Linked DNA regions of Homo sapiens: region 1 is linked to region 2. The links are chromatin contacts, found by Hi-C or POLR2A ChIA-PET in ENCODE. All regions are on one chromosome and are shown on one strand. Each heading gives the region's core, a stretch centred on a gene start or an enhancer-like site at or near the end of the contact. The rest is flanking DNA. Distances are from core to core; before and after follow the strand shown.

Region 1 (4,514 bases), core at 99-2,598, 460 kb before region 2:
GGGACCCAGCACCTCTGGGCAGCACTCCATCAAAACACAGAAGATACACCCAGAGCCCAGCCCTGGGTGCTTCCCATGGCCTCCCTCTGCCTCTGCCTTCAGGGGACCGCACTCCCCGGGGGACCTCCCAAGGCTGGCATGAAGTGGCTGTTCTCTCCTCATCTAGCTGCATCTCTCCTTTGTCCTCCTGTGTGGCATTCCCTCTGCTCTCTGGCCATACCTCATCCCGCCTTCATTCCTCCCCTCTCCAGGCTCCAGGCTTCTGCACACTCTCCCTCTCGGGAACTCTGCTCTCTGGGCCTCTTCTCCATCTAACTTCTGCTGGTTGGCACTTCCACCTTGGCATTCCTCATCAGTTCTTCTGGGACCCTTCCCTGCCATCCCACTCACCCCAAGATGTGGTGAGCATGCCTGCTGCCAATGTCCACGGAATCCTGTGCCCCCATCATGACGCACTGCTCTGTGCCCGGCTTGCCTCCCCCACTGGGCTGGGGGTTCTTCAGTGCAGACTAGCACCCAGCAGCTTCCAGCTGAGACCATCAGAAGACAGCAGTGAAGAGTCCAGCCCTGAGCTGCCCCTCGCTGCGCATCCCCACTCCAGTGACCAAGCCCCACCCAGGAAACCGACAGAGAAGGGATGCCCTGCACAGCCTTCCACCTGGTCCGGAGATCTGGCCACCACTCATCCTCATGGAGAACATGCAGCCCAACCAGGCTACTGGAGCCAAGGACAGAAGACAGAATGCTTCCCACTCGGATGCTCTGTGTTTCTTGATCCAGAAGGTCTCTAACCGCATTCACGAAAACAACATTTAGTTCTAGTCATGGTCCAAGGAGTACCATTTTTGTTACTTCTTAGATGTTAATCTCATTTTTAAAAAAAATGTAAGGGGAGCTGGGTTATATAATAGGCTATTTCATAACCCAGGTGTGTTGAGTAAGACACAGGCCTTCGCCGGGTAAATTTCTGCGACTTGAGTTACAGGTTGGCTCACTTTGTAACAATACTGCACACTTCTCTGACTGCTGTACTTTTCAATATGTATGTAATTGTTAATTTTTTTTTTTTAAAGAAAGAGAAAGAAGAAATACATGCACACAAAAATAGACAGTGTCACTGTCCTGGAAATTGGACACAAAGAAAGGTGTCTTCCCCAGAGAAGCAGGCAGACAGAACTCCCTGCCCCATCTGGGCATGCTAGTGTTCCCTCTGCTGTTGCTCAGAAACGCATCTGGTGGAGTTTTTCTCCTCAATTCACGTGATACAAGGAGTTTGCTGCATCTGTTCTTCTGCTTTCTTCCCTTTTAAAAATAATTTGTGGTTTGTGTGTTTTTACACAATACAGATTAGCTGGCTGTGGATGCGTCACTGCTCACACGCCATCACTTACGGTGTTTAAAAATAAAAATTGCATCTGCAATGCAAAGCTCATGTGCTCCTCTTTTAGAAAAGGGTGAAGGGCTTGGGTGCCCAGTGCCTTCTTTTAAATTCGACTCAGGCCTCTGTGTGCCTGTGCAGAGCACACAGATGAGACATTTTAACCTATGGGGTTTCGACAACGCGGAAAGAGTCTCGTAAAGACTCTTGTAAAGGCTTAGACTCTTCTAAAGAAGAGCCCCTAATCTTTACCTCCTGAAACTGCCCCTTCAAACTTAAGGGCATGTAGCAGGGGTCTCACAACAGTTTAGGATCCCAGACTCCCACACCAGAAAAGACTGCAGTTCCTGGTCCATGATAGCTCCCTGAGACTAACAGAAATGAGCAATTTCCTAAAATGAAACATGTCCGATCAGACAGCAAGTGCTGCCCGCTGGAATGGTCAGGGCATAAGTCTGCGTTTGTTTTTAGTCCAAAGTGCTGAAGATTTGCACCTCCTGGGATGGCTCAAACTATAACACACCAGGCAGCTGAACACGTCACTGAATCATTCCCAGTCTGAGCCTTCTTCTCTCTTCTTCTGTGTGGGGTGAAATCTCACTGCGGAAAACCAGTTCTAGTTAGCTCCAGCCAGTCCCACCTTTGGTTTCAGCTGTCACAGGGGCCAGATGCGGCAGCCAGGATGATAGCTGCTTCCAAGCTGCCAGGATGACAGCAGCATCACTGGTGGTTCCAGAGTCTACCACAGCATCTCTGCCCCTCTCCTGCACTCTCTTGTTCTATCTGAGCCTCGTCCTCTCCCCTCCCTCTTCCCACCTCTCCAGTGTGCATACACTCTCCTCCATGCTTATCTGTCCAGCTGCTCTGCAAAGGCTTCAGCCTAATTTTCAGTTCTCAACAGAAGCCACTCTGACCTAGGAATGACCAGGCTAACCTATCTACTTGTCCTATTTACTCCCTCTTGTCATTTTAAGCACATGCTCAATTTCAGGACCAGGACCCAAGTCATCCAAGATAACAATGCTTGGCACAAACCAGGACTTCTCAGGAGAATGCTTCCCTGACAGAAATGGGGCACACTTCATGACCTGATACCAGTGTGGTCACTTCTAAGCACCATTTGATTTTATGCCACCTGGCCCAAATGAGCAAATAAAAGTTCCTAAGAGTGGACATAGAAATCATTGTAAGTCTAGAGACCTCTTAAGCCTTTTCTGGGGAAGAGGTCAGTGACCGATAGTGACTTAAGGGAAGGTGGCCTGCAAGAGACCAAAATGAGGAAGGCCGGGCATTCCGGGGGTGCTGGCTGCAAGTCATGCCTGAGCCTGTCCTGAGACACATCCCAGGAAGGATAACGACCCTTACCCCAGGGTGGGCTTCTCCTTTCTAACAGTAACCTGGGATAACCAAGCTACATGCTTTATCCCCAACCTCCCCCACTTTGAAAGAGTCATTTGTTTTATAGCTGTACCTGGATTAGTATTATTTTTGTGTGCCAGGCTTCCACTAGGTATCAGAGACTCAGAGGCCTAAAATAAACCCATTGGAACAAAGGAAGCTGCCAGATGTTTCCCCCTCTGCAAGTCTGCCAAGGTGGCCCCAAGTGCTGGTTATCACTCCCACAGATTCACCTGCATGGTGGCCCATGTCTAAAAATGGACTTGCAGCTTTGAAAAGTCAGGCAAGGACTGTTTCTTGGTCAGGATTATGTTGATTTTTGTCTGATTATGTCACAGGAATGAGAGTGGGGGATAAGACGCAGGAGTCAAATCAAGAGTCAGCCCAAACTGGAATCCATAGTTAGTATCTCACCATGTGTTATATTTGTTTGTTTGAGACAGGGTCTCGCTCTGTTGCCCAGGCTGGAGTGCAGTGGTGCAATCATAGCTCACTGTAGCCTCTGACTCCTGCATTCAAGTGATTCTCCTGTCTCAGCCTCCCAAGTAGCTGGGAATACAGGCATGAACCACCATGCCCAGCTAACTTTAAAATTTGTTGTTGAGACAGGATCTTACTATGTTGCTCAGGCAGGTCTCAAATTCCTGGGCTCAAGTGATCCTCTCATCTTGGCTTCCCAAAGTGTTGGGATTATAGGTGTGAGCCACCACACCCAGCCTTCACTATGTGTTTTGTACATGCCAAGCACCATGCAAAAGGAAACTTCCACGCTTTTCCACATGCCATCAAAATCATGTAATTGTTGTTATTATTATTTTAAGATACAGGCTCTCACTACATTGCCCAGGCTGTCCTCAAACTCCTGGGCTCAAGCGATCCTCCTGCCTCAGCCTCCTAAGTAGCTGAGACTATAGGCACATGCCACTCTGCCTGGTCATGTTATGTATTTTTATTTTATAGATGAGGAAACTGAGGCAAGGCAATGCAAGGCAAAATAATTTGCTTAAAATGTCAGATCCAGTGTCAGACAAAGGAACTGAACCAAATCCATTTGCAGGCCTCTCCTCTTTACCACGGTGTTAAATACCCTCAGCAAGAAAATGGGGGTAGCTCATTTATTGGAAGCTTTCCTTCTCAGGCATCTCTGGGCAGGGACAGGGCCATGTACTTTCTTCTATCCCCATAGCACCTACACCAAGTGGAGCTCTGTACCCAAGGCAGGTGCCCAACAAAAACCCCTTACTGATCAGATTTCAAGATTCTGGTATTCAACAAAATTCTACCTAGAAAAGATAATATGGTCAAAGAACTTCACAAAAGATTTAGGAAAACTAGTATCTATGGATAACATAAAGAAGCTTAACATGTTATACCACAATTTTTGCTCATTTAATAATAATGTTAGTTTTAACATTTCAAGACCAAGTAAAATTATTCACTGATTTGTTTTTCTTAGCATTTGGAATATTTTTAAAATCCCCATTTTTCAACCAGACAAATGTTCTGTCCTTCAGAATTCAGATCAACACTCCTCTCGAAACTTCTGCAAATTGGATTAACCAGTCAGCAAATAGTTTTTGGGGACCACCCTGTGTCAGGCGCTGGATAGTACCCTCCCAGCCCTTGTGTGGGCTCTGCTTGTGTTTTGTGTCCCGTGGGGGCCAGTACAATGAGCAGGGTCTGACACCTACAGACACCAACTGTGGGAGCCCTGACAAAGGGCAGGAATGTCTCAATG
Region 2 (4,271 bases), core at 1,033-3,532:
TATCTTTTTCCTCTGGAATGTAAGCTCTAGGGCAAAGATTTTGTTTGCTCACTGCTGTATCCCCTGTTCAAGGATAGTGCCTGGCACATAGTAAGAGTATACTAAATATTTGTTCAACAAATTACTTCATGAGGTAAGGAGGTAGGTGCTGTTTTTTTTTTTTTTTTTTTTGAGACAGAGTTTTGCTCTTGTCACCCAGACTAGAGCGCAGTGGCGCAATCTTGGCTCACTGCAACCTCTGCCTCCTGGGTTCAGCTATTCTCCTGCTTCAGCCTCCCGAGTAGCTGGGATTACAGGTGCCCGCCACCACCCCCGGCTAATTTTTGTATTTTTAGTAGAGATGAGTTTTCACCATGTTGGCCAGGCTGATCTCGAACTCCTGACCTCAGGTGATCTACCTGCCTCGGCCTCCCAAAGTGCTGAGATTACAGGCGCGAGCCACCACGCCCGGCTGGTGCTATTATTAAGCACATTTTATAGATGATAAAATTTGGATTTACAGGTGTAAAGTAACTTGCCCAAGATCGTATGGTTAAGTGAAAGAGCAAATGTTGAACCCAGCCATGGCTGTTTTTTCTTTTTTCTTTTTTTTTTTCTGATGGAGTTTTGCTCTGTCTCCCAGGCTAGAGTGCAGTGGCGCGATCTTGGCTCACTGCAATCTCTGCCTCTCAGGTTTCAAGCGATTCTCCTGCCTCAGCCTCCTGAGTAACTGGGATTACAGGCGTGTGCCACCATGCCTGGCTAATTTTTGTATTTTTTTTAGTAGAGATGGGATTTCACCATGTTGGTCAGGCTGGACTCGAGCTCCTGACCTCATGATCTGCCCACCTCAGCCTCCCAAAGTGCTGGGATTACATGCATGAACCACTGCGCCCGGCTAAACCATGGCTGTTTTTAAAGCCTGTGCTCATAAACACCTCACTGTCACATGGTCTTCCTCTTGCTACAAGCAGCTGAGCTTAGTATAAGAAAATAGCATTTCTCACACCAGTCTTTCTTTATGGTTAACCAGACCACTAGACCTTCAGACGGCCTTCGTGGGTTGCAGGTTGAGTGTTTGTTGACAGAAAGGGATAAAGAACAAAGTCATAATGCATGTGATATATGGGGAAGTGAAAGAACAACTTTAAGTCCATTTGGTTAAGAATAGGAATATGAACTTATGAGGCCAACCCCACCTGGGGTTTCTGGCGTGGGAAGGGGCTGCCTCATCAGTGCAGGGTCACCCATAAGCAGGCATGGGCACTGGCAGAGCAGGGGCACCAAAAGAATCCCAGTACCATTACATGGGTGATGTTGGCTATTTGATATTTTGAAAAACATCTAAAATGTGTCATTGTAGGAAAAACCAGAACTTTGCTGGACTTCTTTACAGGCATGTGCATGATGGCATTGTTTCCTACATTAAATTACGTATGGAAGCACCATCAACTTTGCAGTGCCCAGAGTCTCTGAAGATCTTAATCTGGCCCTGCCGATCATGGTTGATGGGGCAGTGAACTCATTTCATCTATCATATACTTTCAAATATGTGTGTGTGTGTGTGGGTGGGTGGGGGGTTCCCATTATGTAATAAGAGGTAAATGGGATAAGAACAGTTTCTGTGTAAATCCTTGAGGAATAATAGTGGTCTTTGGGGAAGGTTGGTCTAATTCAGTTATTAACATTGGGGTTAGTGTTCTGAAAAGCTCCTATTCCTCCTTCAACACTTTCCCTGCGGTTACCTTTGTGAAGCTTTCTTTTCCCAGCTCCCTGCTCTTGCTTCCCCCAGCAATTATCAACTCCTCTTCTGTGCCATAGGTATTATATTTATCACATTGCATCATGCTCCCTTTTATTCACTTCTGATTCCCTGTGAGGCTCAGAGCTCCTGGAAATATGTCTCTTGTTCATTATCTTATCTCATTCATCTTTGTATCTAGCACAGTCCCTGAGACCTGCTGGAGGCTCTGAGATTATGCCACAGACAGTTTAAAACCAGACTCTGGAGGCTAGGGGAGTTTCTAAGAAAAAGATGTCCTTTGGTGACTCCGCTTTTAAGACATGTCAGGTGTCTAACACTGGCCCCCCAGCAGGACAGATGAGCTTGATTGCCTCTAGAGCTTCTCATTTCTCCTCACAGCTTTTCTGCTAGGCTGCTCGGTGACTCACAGCAGGAAGAGGAGGCATTGGTGCTAAACTGTCCCCTAACACCTCCTCCACCATGCCCCAAAAAACCAAAAATGACAAAAAAAAAAAAAACTAGCTGAGATACTTTGGGTTGCCGGGCCCATCACTTTCTGCTTTTCAGTTCCTTATTCTGTAGAAGTCATGAGTTGAAATGGGAGACCTAAGTTTCCTTCAGGCTGTAAACTCTCTGAGTCTTTGATACTACTGCTGGGCAATGGTCATCTCATACTCCTGCCCTCCTCCCACTCTGCAGAGCAGATCAGGCCTGGTTCCCAAGGAACAAGACCTGCACCCACCCCAGCCCCTGGGCTGCCCTTCTGTAGCATGTCTTTCCTTGCTGTCTGCCTCTGTGCTCTCCTGCTGTACCTTTCATTCTGTGGATCAAGCCTGCTCTCAATGGCCATTTTAACCAGATTTTATCTCTGTAAAAATGGTAAGTGATAAATTTAGAACATTACATATACCATGATGCTATTTATGTGTTTTATTTTCAACTTCATGTGCTGGCCTTTTGTCTGCTTGCTCTCAGATCCATTCCAGACCATCCTCTATCTGGGCTTTGTATCCTTGGGAACTACATTTTCCAGGCTCATTTCCAGACTGGCTAAGGAGAGCCAGTGACAGACACTGGAGAATGAGAGGAGGGAAGAAGACAGGTTATGTCTCCCTTTCTCCCTGCTTCACATGGTGTCTGATAGGTTTCGTCCATGTCTCCACCTACTGTCAGATAGCCTCTTCCTCTACTGCTCCAGATTTAGCTGGAAGTGCTGCCATGGTCCCAGATTCTTCCAGTTGACCCAAGCTCCTGGGCTCTGGTAACTCTGCTTCCTCCCTCTGTCCCTCCAGCTCCAGGGTTGATAGTGGCTTCCTGCTGTTCTGTGGCCACTGAACTCCCCCACCATCTCTGTTAAATTCCCTCTGCTTGCAATGTCATATCTAGCACTGCTCTGCCTTCTGATTGCACTCTGACTAAAACACTCTGAATGTATGTGCACAATGTATATATGTGCAAAAACACAAATATATGAGTATTCATCTGAATATACATGTATGAAAGCACATAATGTATGAAGATATGTACATGTATGAAAACACACAGAAGAAGATCTAGAAGTTTACACATGAAACTGTTAAGAGTGGAGTGTGTGTCTGGGAAAGGAATGGGACTGGGCTGGTGTGGAGTTGTGAAGGAGGATCGCGGCTTTTTAAAAAGTAGCTTTATTGTGGCATCATTTACATATAAAAGACTATAGCTTTTATATGAGTTTGATTTTTTTTACAATGAACTTGTATTCACATGTTGCTTATATAATATGAAAAATAACTAGTTAAAAATATTAACAGCAGGAGTGGGCAATATATCAAGTGCTTTAGCCTAAGCTGTAATCCATGTAGGGAAAGCTCTGCAGAGATGCTGACATTCATAAATGTTACTATTTACCATGTTCCAGGCACTATGCTAGGCCTTGAAGGGCTATCAATATGGGCATGATCCCTCTCTGTGTTATCTGCAATAATTAAATACACAATTTGTGTCAACCTTTACTCATTATGAAGAAGTAAAGAGGGCAACACCAGGCCTAGTCTAGTCAGTGTAGGCTCCCTTGAGGCCATGACTCACCAGCTAACACCCAAAAGTTGAGTAAAAACAGCTTAGTTACTGGAGGGACATGCACAGGCAGTAGGGGACAGTCAAGCTGAGCTGATGCTGATTGCTTCCCTGGTTCCTGTGCTCAGGGAAGCTGTTCTAACAAGAGAGAGTTCTTTAGAAAGTGTTTCTCATTGGAACCTGGTGGGGGTGTGGGGGTCGCCAGTCTATTGGAAGTGTGTGTAAATTATGGGAGGAGTCTGTGAGGGCTGTCGCCATGCCTCCCACAGTGCTGGACCCACTGTCTGTACCCCAGGTGGCTCTCGCCTGAGAGGGGGAAGCCAGTGGCATGCATCTTGCAGTGATTGACAAGGCTGCTTGGAGGTGGCTCAAAAACTAAGGACACTCTGGAATCAACAATGATGCCAAAGGTGCTGATGTCCATCAACCCCCTCATCCTTTGATAGGAACAACTGACATTTTTCTCAGTCTTTAGTATAGTAGTGTGCAATGT

What was found. Hi-C counts contacts between places; a loop is a spot of excess contacts on that map. ChIA-PET counts read pairs that join two places held with the same protein, here RNA polymerase II (POLR2A). Pooled maps may share reads with other maps.
Region 1: a map of OCI-LY7 shows a loop between it and region 2 (5-fold over the local background). The contact joins two enhancer-like sites. A Hi-C loop is called at or near these places in 1 of 168 maps with a recorded cell type or tissue (OCI-LY7), 5 of 37 single-sample maps with no recorded cell type and 1 of 50 pooled maps. POLR2A ChIA-PET finds 5 or more read pairs at or near these places in 1 of 52 experiments (GM12878).

Annotation. Positions count from the first base shown.
Region 1 is chr7:36,189,070-36,193,583 of GRCh38, reverse strand. The region is part of intron 2 of EEPD1 (endonuclease/exonuclease/phosphatase family domain containing 1); the gene reads right to left. Among named protein-coding and RNA genes, the nearest start is that of EEPD1, 38 kb to the right of the region's middle. Within about 2 kb of position 1,348, at least 7 of the 41 ENCODE cell types and tissues checked have a DNase peak (open chromatin) inside an H3K27ac peak, as active enhancers do; they include OCI-LY7, where a contact is called at or near this core.
Region 2 is chr7:35,727,367-35,731,637 of GRCh38, reverse strand. No RefSeq gene overlaps it. Among named protein-coding and RNA genes, the nearest start is that of LINC03013, 13 kb to the right of the region's middle. RefSeq lists enhancers at 1,096-1,345, 2,256-2,355, 2,806-2,955. Within about 2 kb of position 2,282, at least 9 of the 41 ENCODE cell types and tissues checked have a DNase peak (open chromatin) inside an H3K27ac peak, as active enhancers do; they include OCI-LY7, where a contact is called at or near this core.